2 separate regions of the Mus musculus genome follow, and region 2 is linked to region 1. A link is a contact called in ENCODE Hi-C or POLR2A ChIA-PET data. All regions are on one chromosome and are shown on one strand. The core of a region is the stretch at or near the end of the contact, and the rest is flanking DNA. Distances in the headings are between cores, read along the strand shown.

Region 1 (4,176 bases), core at 32-2,531:
TACTGCAGCAAATCACTGCCCATACCTGTCACCCTGGAGCTTGGCTCCAGGCTGCTGTTGTCAAGAGGAGAGAGGGTTGCTATGTAAACAAACACTCCTCTGGCTGGCAGCTTCTGGGCGAACCACAGACCTGAATTCCTGTTTGACAGTTTGTGCTCCTCCAGGCTGTGAGGGAGAAACTTCCTGGCATGCTGGAGACTCTGAGATGCCTTTCCGAGAAGGGTCACCTCAGCCAGCAGCATGACATGAAGAGAGAAGTATCAGGCAGAGCTTTACTGTCTGACTATGGTGTGGACTGGGGAGAGGGCTCTGCCAAAAGAGAGGCACTATGTATTCCTATGTACAAACCAGAAGTTCAGCAGGCGTTAGCTGGCATGTGGGAGGTCTGTCCCTGGTACTGCACAAACCAGAAACAAGCCAGCAAACAAGAAAGCCATAGTTGTTCATGACCATTCCCAGTGGGCAGCGAGTCGTGGGGCAGTGAGCTCAAGCCACACCGCCCAGCAGCTCCCATGGTCTCTCTAGCCTGACTTCACAGTTTCAGGAGCTTGGGTCAAAAATGCTGGTCCATACAGTCAGGCAAGGAGGAGCCAGGGCATGGTGTTGGCAAACATTGAGCTTCTCCAGAGTAGCGTGACCAGGAGTCTGTGGCTTCTGAGATCCCCACACAACAGTTCCTAACTTCCCCAGTTCTAAGCTGTCTCCTAATGTCCATGTACGCCATGGGAGGGAGTCTCAGCCAACTTCTGTCTTTATAGAAAAATATTCTGGGACCAAGTCTTCAACACAGGGACATTCAAGACCCCTGCAGCACCCTACATCAGGGGGCACTCTGAAGCGGGCCTCTCACTGGGTCACACCTCACTTTCTATGGCCCGACGAAATGAAAGAGGACCCTGAGGGGCCCTTTTTACAGGGTTTTAGTGCTTTTGTCTATTTCTTAGTATTTCATTAATTAATTAAACTTACATTTTATCTATCTATCTATTTGTGTATATGCATATGCTGGGCACGTGTGAAGATCAGCAGCTATGGTAATCCATTCTGTCTTTCCACTATGTGGGTTCTGGGGATTGAACTCAGGCTATCAAACTTGGTGACAAGAACCTTGATGCTCTGAGCCGTCTCACAGGCCTTTAGTTCTCTTGTTGGGGGAAGGGGCCAGCTGTCCCATCTGTTTTCTTGTAGGAAAACCAACCCCACCCTGGAAAGAGACTGGCAAGCCAGCCTTGCGCAGCTGGGGAGGAGAACAATGTTGCTTTGGGAAGGAGCTGTGGGGGCCCTCAAGGATCTCACGCCTGTCGGCTCACCAAGATCCAAGACAGTCTGAGCTCGAGGAGTTAGGAGAAGATTTAAGAGCGGGTGGCCTAGGCCTTTGAAAAATGACCCCAGCTTCCTCATGTCCACACTGCCAGATGGAGTTCTTTCCCGTTCTTTCCGGTGATGAGATCTCCCTAGAGAATCATGGGGGGCTGAGGACCAAGCCACAAAGATCCTGGTGTCCAGATCTCTGGAACATGGTAAAAGGGGCATTGCAGTTGTAATTCAGGATCTGGCCATGACTTTTCTTAGACTGCCTGGTGCAGCCAACATAGCCAGAAAGCTTTTATATAGGAAGAAGGAGTTGTGAGAGAAGCGAAACTCAGACATCGCTGGCTTTGACAAAGGAGAGGATGGCGAGTCAAGGAATGCGGGCTGCTTGTAGAGGAGAGGACAGACCGTGTCACCTGGGTTTCTGGAAGGAATGCAGCTCCAGGTGACACTGGGATTATTGGGATTCTCGCCTGCAGAACTGCCAGAGAGTAAACTTACACTGTTTAAAGTCAGGAGTTTGTGGCAATTTGTCACAGCAGCGGCAGGAAGCAGACAGAAATGTGAAGAAGAAGAATATTGTCTTCTATGTTTGACGGCTCTTGGCTAATGGAGTCCATAGTGAAGCAGCTGTGAGTCTGAGTTCTGAGCATGCTCTGAGACCCAGGGTGGCTGGGCTCACATTTTCCTCTACTGCTTTGCACCTCTGTGTTCTCACTTGCAAATGCAAACAATGGCAATACATGGTGAGTCATTATCCAGTGATTCAATGCACCAATAACATTCAAAGAAGTGTCTGGCATGCTGTAAATTCTATGGAAGTGATGCCCCCCACCCCATTTTGTTTGTTTGTTTGGTTGGTTGGTTTGGTTTGGTTTTTGGAGGGGGATATTTTATGTACACTGTCTGCATGCATGTCTGTGCACCATGTGCATACAGTGCCAGAAGAGAGCCTTAGATCCCCTGGAACTGGAGTTACAGACAATTGTGAGGCTACATGTGGGTGCCAAGAACCCTGAGACTGTCTTCCTCCTTCTCCTTCCTCCTCTTCGTCTCTCTCTGACTCCCCCTCTCTCTTCTCCTTCTTGTGACAGGGCTTCTCTGTGTAGTCCTGGCTGAACTGGAGGTGGCTCTGTAGACCGAGCTAAAGTCAGAGACTGGCCTGCCTCTGCCTCCCATGTGCTAGGGTTAGTTCTGCGCCGTGCTCCCGGGGTTTTTGTTTTTGTTGTTTTGTTTTATTTTGGTCCAATGCCTGAAGATCGGAGAAGTACAGATGCAACCTCAAGCCAATCTTCACTCTAGAGTCTTTTACAATGGTGCCTCAGCCTGTTCATGCAGCCAGTTCTTATTAGATCCTTCCAGCTCAAAGGAGAACCCCAAAGGTAGCAATATGTTCAGTCCCGGAGGAGTCATGCCTGCCTTGCATGTTTCGGGGCAGTCCTACTCACCTTCAGTTGGCTGGGGTTTGTGATGGGCGTTAGAAATCAGTAAAGGCCTGACAGCGGAGTTTTGGGTGTGTTTCGTTGTGGTGCGTCAGGATGACTGATAACTTGCTAGTTGTGTCTGACAGCACAACTCTTCATCCAGGGAAGAAAACCATCTCAAAACTGCCGAGGAGCTAGAGAAGGAAAGGGAAGGCTCATATCCAGCACTCAGAACAGCCATGGTGTTCAGAGTCAGGAGGCTGCAGACTTGGCCTGAATGGAGATCACAGCTCTCTGTTGATCACACCCAGGGATTCCCAGCAAACTCCAAAACCACTGCTAAATCTCAAGTTTGCTCTTCTCTTTGTTCTTGCCCATCTCTCAGGACTCTTGTTGGTGAGATTTGGCAAGAGATTCTGGGATTTGTAGTTCTCATAGATTCAGCCTCCGAGGTAAAGAGAACAAGGGCGGTGATGAGTTAGCAACCGCTCTTCTGAAAAGACCATCCTTTGCAACCTGGTCCATCCAGTCACTCATCTGCTCACCTGTTCAATGAATGTCTAGAAAGATCAAACCAAGCAGATCCATTGCCCCCTGCATCCCACTGGCTAGCATGCTGCTGGGTTAATGGGAACCACAGTGTGGTGGTTTGAATACGTACAGCCCTCATAGACTCATGAGTTTGAATGCTTGGTCATAGGGAGTGACACTATTAGGAGGTGTGGCCTTGCTGGAGTAGGTGTGGCCTTGGAGGAAGTATGTCACTGTGGGGATGAGCTTTAAGGTTATATATGCTTAGGTTATGCCCAGCCACACAGTCTCCTTGCTGCCTGTGGATCAAAACATAGAACTCTCAGCTCCTTCTCCAGCACCATGTCTGCCTGCATGCTTCCATGGTTCTCACCATGATGGTAATAGACTAAACCTCTGAAACCATAAGCCAGTCCCAATTAGATGCTTGCCTTTGTAAGAGTTGGCTTGGTATAAGGTCTCTTCACAGCAATAAAACTTCAACTAAGACACACAGCCATTGTAATTTTTGTTTTGTTTTGTTTTGTTTTGTTTTGTTTTGTTTTATTGATACAGGGTTTCTTTATGTAGTTCTAAGTAGCCTGGAATTTATTATGTAGCCCAGGTGGTCTTCAAACTCACCTGCTTCTTTGTCCTCAGTGATGGAATTAAAGGTGTGATCACCATATCTGGGAAACAATTGTAATTCTTAAAAGTTTCACTATTATTATTATTATTATAATAAAGAGACTGTGCTAGAGCTCCAGCATATGCAGGTCAGAGAACAACTTTGTGGGTGCAGCTGTGGATCCTGAGGATTAACCTCTGGTTGCTAGGCTTGTGTGGCAAATGCTTTGACTTGCCAAGCCATCTTGCTAACAGACATTGTAAATTTTAAATATGTTTTAAATATTTTTGGGGGGTATATACC
Region 2 (4,104 bases), core at 564-3,063, 36 kb before region 1:
CAGGACTGGGTGTGGCTCATGCTTTGACTCCTGGTGGGTGGGGCTTGTGGGCTCCCAGTGACCCATCTGGATGGTGTTTGTCTGTCCTTGCTGAGACCTGATCGGCACAGAAAAATGGGGAGAGGCCAGACAGCCGGTTTCTCTTGCAGATGTGGGTAGTTCTGGTGCCTCTGGACTACACTTTCAATTGTCTACTCCCGTCTCGTCTCCCTTTGTCTGTCTGTCTGTCTCTGTCTTTCACTCATATGGGCACCCATGCATACTCAGAGTCCAAATGAGAGAAGATCTCTAATCAAACTACCCCTAAATCAGCCTTCTCTCCTGCTTTATACCATTGTCATAGAGAAATTAAACTAGGACCCAGAGAAGTAGGCTGTGAACACAGAGTAAGAGTCTGCGCTCTCAGTAATGCTCCTCTGGTGACCAAGGGAACAGACCAGTCAGGAGGTTACAAAACCTTCTGTGGACCTTGTGTGGTTTGTGCTTTCAGGAGAAAGAGTTGGAACAAGGTATCTTGTGACTCCTCAGTTCATAGTTCGGTCTCAAAGCCACAAGAACAGGCAGCCAAGCACCAGAGCCACCTGCCACACAGCTCTGATCCTTGAGTCTTGTTACACAGTTTCTGAGGCCCTGATAATGTACCTCAGGAGTAGCTAACATAGTCCCTCCCTGGACCTCAACTGAGACAGGTTCTTTGAGCATGGAGCCTCAGTCTCTCCAGCACATCTGGCTGTATGAACTGCAAAGACATCTAGTTATTGAACAGACCTTTCTTTTTAAAATCTTATTTATTTTTATGTGTATGGGTGTTTTGTCTGCATATATGACCACATTATGTGTGTGCCCGGTGCCTGCAGAAGTCAGAAGAAGGCGTCAGATCCACTGGAACTGGAGTTACAGATGGTTGTAAACTGCCGAGTGGGTGCTGGGAATTGAACCTGAGGCCTCTGGAAGAGCAACCATTGTTTCTAACTGCAGAGCCATCTCTCCAGCCCCAGTATAAAGCTTTCTTGGGCACCAGCTATGGGCCAATAGACAAAACCTTCAACAGCCAACCCCTGGGGCTTACAGTAGACAGGATGAAGTTTCTCCCTGTACGGGTCAGCTATGGCGCCTCTCACAAGTCCTCAGTCTGGGCCAGCCAGCAGTCCTGTGGGCAGTAGCTTGCAGGGTCGTTTGCTGCTGAGGGCTGTTTGGGAAGATCTGTTCAGTACCTTTCTCAGTTCTGGATGCTTTAGGGTTTGGAGCTTCTGGGCTTGTGGAAGCATCACCTGACCTTGGCTCTACTTCACAATGTGTCTATTGCCACAATGTTTCTTTTCTTTTCCCTTTCTCTCTCTTTCTTTGTCTCTTTCTCCCTTTCTCCCTTTCTCCCACTCTCTCTCTCTCTCTCTCTCTCTCTCTCTCTCTCTCTCTCTCTCTCTCTCCCTCATGTTTTTGTTTTGTTTTATGAGATAAGGTTTCTCTGTGTAGCCTTGGCTCTCCTGGAACTCACTCACTCTGTAGACCAGACTGGACTCAAACTTGGAGATCTGACTACCTCTGCCCACTGAGTGCTGGGATAAAAGGTGTGCACCACCGTACCTGCTGAATTTTTCTTTTTTAGAAGGACAAGGTCAGTGGTGGTGCATGCCTCTAATCCCAGCACTTCGAAGGCAGAGGCTAGCAGGTTTCTGAGTTTGAGACCAGCCTGGTCTACAGTGTGAGTTCCAGGACAGCCAGGGCTACACAGAAAAACCCTGTCTCAAAAACACAAAAAGGAGGAGGGGGGAGGAGGAGGAGGCCATTGCATCAAAGCACCTGCTAGGGCCTCATCCTAATCTGATCATTCACAGGACTGTTTCCCTGAAGGGTGCCTTCTGGGGTGCTGAGGGTTAGATCCCAGTATGCCATTTTAGGGGTGAACATAGTACCTTCTCTAGGGAAGCTTAGGCTGGTGTGGAGCAGAGTGTCGCCCCCAGGACACTTCAGTTTCTGACAAGGTCTTCTGTGAACACCTCTGATTGGTGAAACCAGGTCACATGCCCGCTCCTCGCTGTCTCACTAGCTAGGAATTTTGTGTCTGACTCCTTCCTACCTTGAGGAGGCATGGAAAGTACTGTGGGCTTTCCCCCAGAGCAGGAAGAGCATTCCAACGACTCATCCAAACAAGGCATCAGAAATCCACTGCACAAGGACTTGCAGGTTTCTTCCCAAAGAGTCCCTGAGCCGGAGTGGGGTGAGACAGCAGCTTCGTCTTGTCTCTTCCTTGTGCTGTCCATGCAGCACCTCACATTCAATAAGCATGTTCTATAAGCCAGACAATGTTCTGCCTTTATTACTTATTGGCTATTCTTGTGTGGTACGTGTGTGGGGTTGCTTCTCTTCCTCCATCATCCATTTCAAGGCTCAAACGCAGGCAGCTGGTCTTGGCAGCAATCACCTGTACTCTCTGAGCTATGTCACTGACCCAGTTTCTAATCTCCTGTATTGCCTTTTTTAATCCTTCTCTTGCCCCTTCCACAGATGAGAAGACTGAGGACCAGGAGGACCAGGAACTTAACCTAACAGGTGGGAGAGACACATATGAATCAACAGTTCATGGACAGAGGAAATGAGAGGTGGAGCCAGAACCCTCCTGGCCACTATTCATTGACAGGAGTGAGAGCTGTAAGCTGCTGCCCTGCTGCCCCTGACTGGAATGTCCACTGTGCACCCCTAAACCAAGGCACTCTGTCCAAGTGCTTGAGAGCCCTGAAAGGAGGAGGAGAGAAGGCACCAGAGGGGTGGGGGTGGGAGTCCAGTCTGGAGTCTCTGTCTGCGTAGGTGGCTGAGGAGAGGCTACATCAAAGGGGTGGCTCCTGAACTTCTGACCCTGCTGGGTATTCACAGATGTCTCCCTGCAAGGGCAGGGAGGGTCTCTCGATGGTCCCTTGCCAGGGAGCCACTACACACAGGGCCAGGCTGTCCCCAAGCCTCTTCCCTGAAGACCTAGGAGAGGCCATGTGGCTGAGAGAGTAGGCTTTCTAGCTGAGCTGCATTGAGAATGTGGTTCAGGCTCTTGACATGTCCAGAGACAGAGACCTGGGACCCTGGTCTGTAGAGTTGAGTTTCGAGCCTTACTATGCAAAGAACAGAGCAAGCTGTCATGACTCTGTTTATACCAGGGACATCTGTCATTCCAGGGAGTGCTGGACTCACCCTAGTGCTTGACTTTCCAAAGGAAGCAGGGTGCATGTTAGCATCTTGAGGTTGGGGTTTGTAGTAGCACATGTCTGTCTTTCCTTCCTCCTGTGTGTGTATCCCCTACTGAGGAGGGCAGGAAACAGCAATAAAGGGCCAGGTGTGGTGGCAAGCATTCCCAGTTCTGTTTGGGTTATAGGGCATGAGGGCTTCATGAGCCCAGAAGCTCAGACCTTGCCTGGCAACATAGCTAGCATCATTCCCTTCAGCCTGATTCACAGTCAGGTAAGACTAGAATGCCTTTCTATCCGCCAGCAGTACAGTCCACAACAACATACAGAAATAAGAAAGAGAAGGAAAAAGAAATTATCCGCTGGAAGTCTTTATTATAAACTATGAAATATGAAGTTAATAAAAAGTTGCAGAAATGTTTCCAAAAATCAATAATGTTCCAGAGCTTTAAAACTGGATTAATTTCATAATAACAGAAGAATATTAATGTGTATTGTAGGCTTATTCCTAAGTGTCTCCCCACAAATAAGCAGAGAAGAGGGGCATTTATAGAATTTGAAAATAAAATGAGGTCCTGCCTGAATTTCCAGCCATCCTATTAAATTTGAATTCTTGATAAGCACCAACCCCCTTTTAAACATATGTCTCAAATATTTCATGAGGTGTGTACTGATACTAAAAAAAATTATTTCTCTGATGCTCAAATTTAGTCAGCTACACTGTATTTCTGTTTGCTCCAACAGGTCACCTTAGGTCTGTTCTTGAATCCATCTGAGACGGGGTAGGCAAAGGAGTGAGATGAAGCAGCTGTTGGGCAGACCCTAGGGCCTGCAAGCCTCTGAAGCTGGCCCCAGAGCTGCCACTTGGGGCCTCGGGAGACCCCATACTTCCTCTCAGAGCAGCATCTCCGTGGACAGAGCAGGCTGGCCC

The links. Hi-C counts contacts between places; a loop is a spot of excess contacts on that map. ChIA-PET counts read pairs that join two places held with the same protein, here RNA polymerase II (POLR2A).
Region 2: a map of regulatory T cell shows a loop between it and region 1 (1.9-fold over the local background). The contact joins the promoter of G930009F23Rik here to the enhancer-like site in region 1. A Hi-C loop is called at or near these places in 1 of 37 maps with a recorded cell type or tissue (regulatory T cell). POLR2A ChIA-PET finds 5 or more read pairs at or near these places in 3 of 5 experiments (Patski and embryonic stem cell).

Annotation. Positions count from the first base shown.
Region 1 is chr15:38,416,881-38,421,056 of GRCm38, reverse strand. No RefSeq gene overlaps it. Among named protein-coding and RNA genes, the nearest start is that of Gm41307, 14 kb to the right of the region's middle. Within about 2 kb of position 1,281, at least 1 of the 3 ENCODE cell types and tissues checked has a DNase peak (open chromatin) inside an H3K27ac peak, as active enhancers do.
Region 2 is chr15:38,453,217-38,457,320 of GRCm38, reverse strand. It overlaps G930009F23Rik (a long non-coding RNA gene), which reads left to right and starts at 1,813. Exons shown (of 6, transcript XR_875184.1): 1 at 1,813-2,218; 2 at 2,506-2,550; 3 at 3,918-4,104.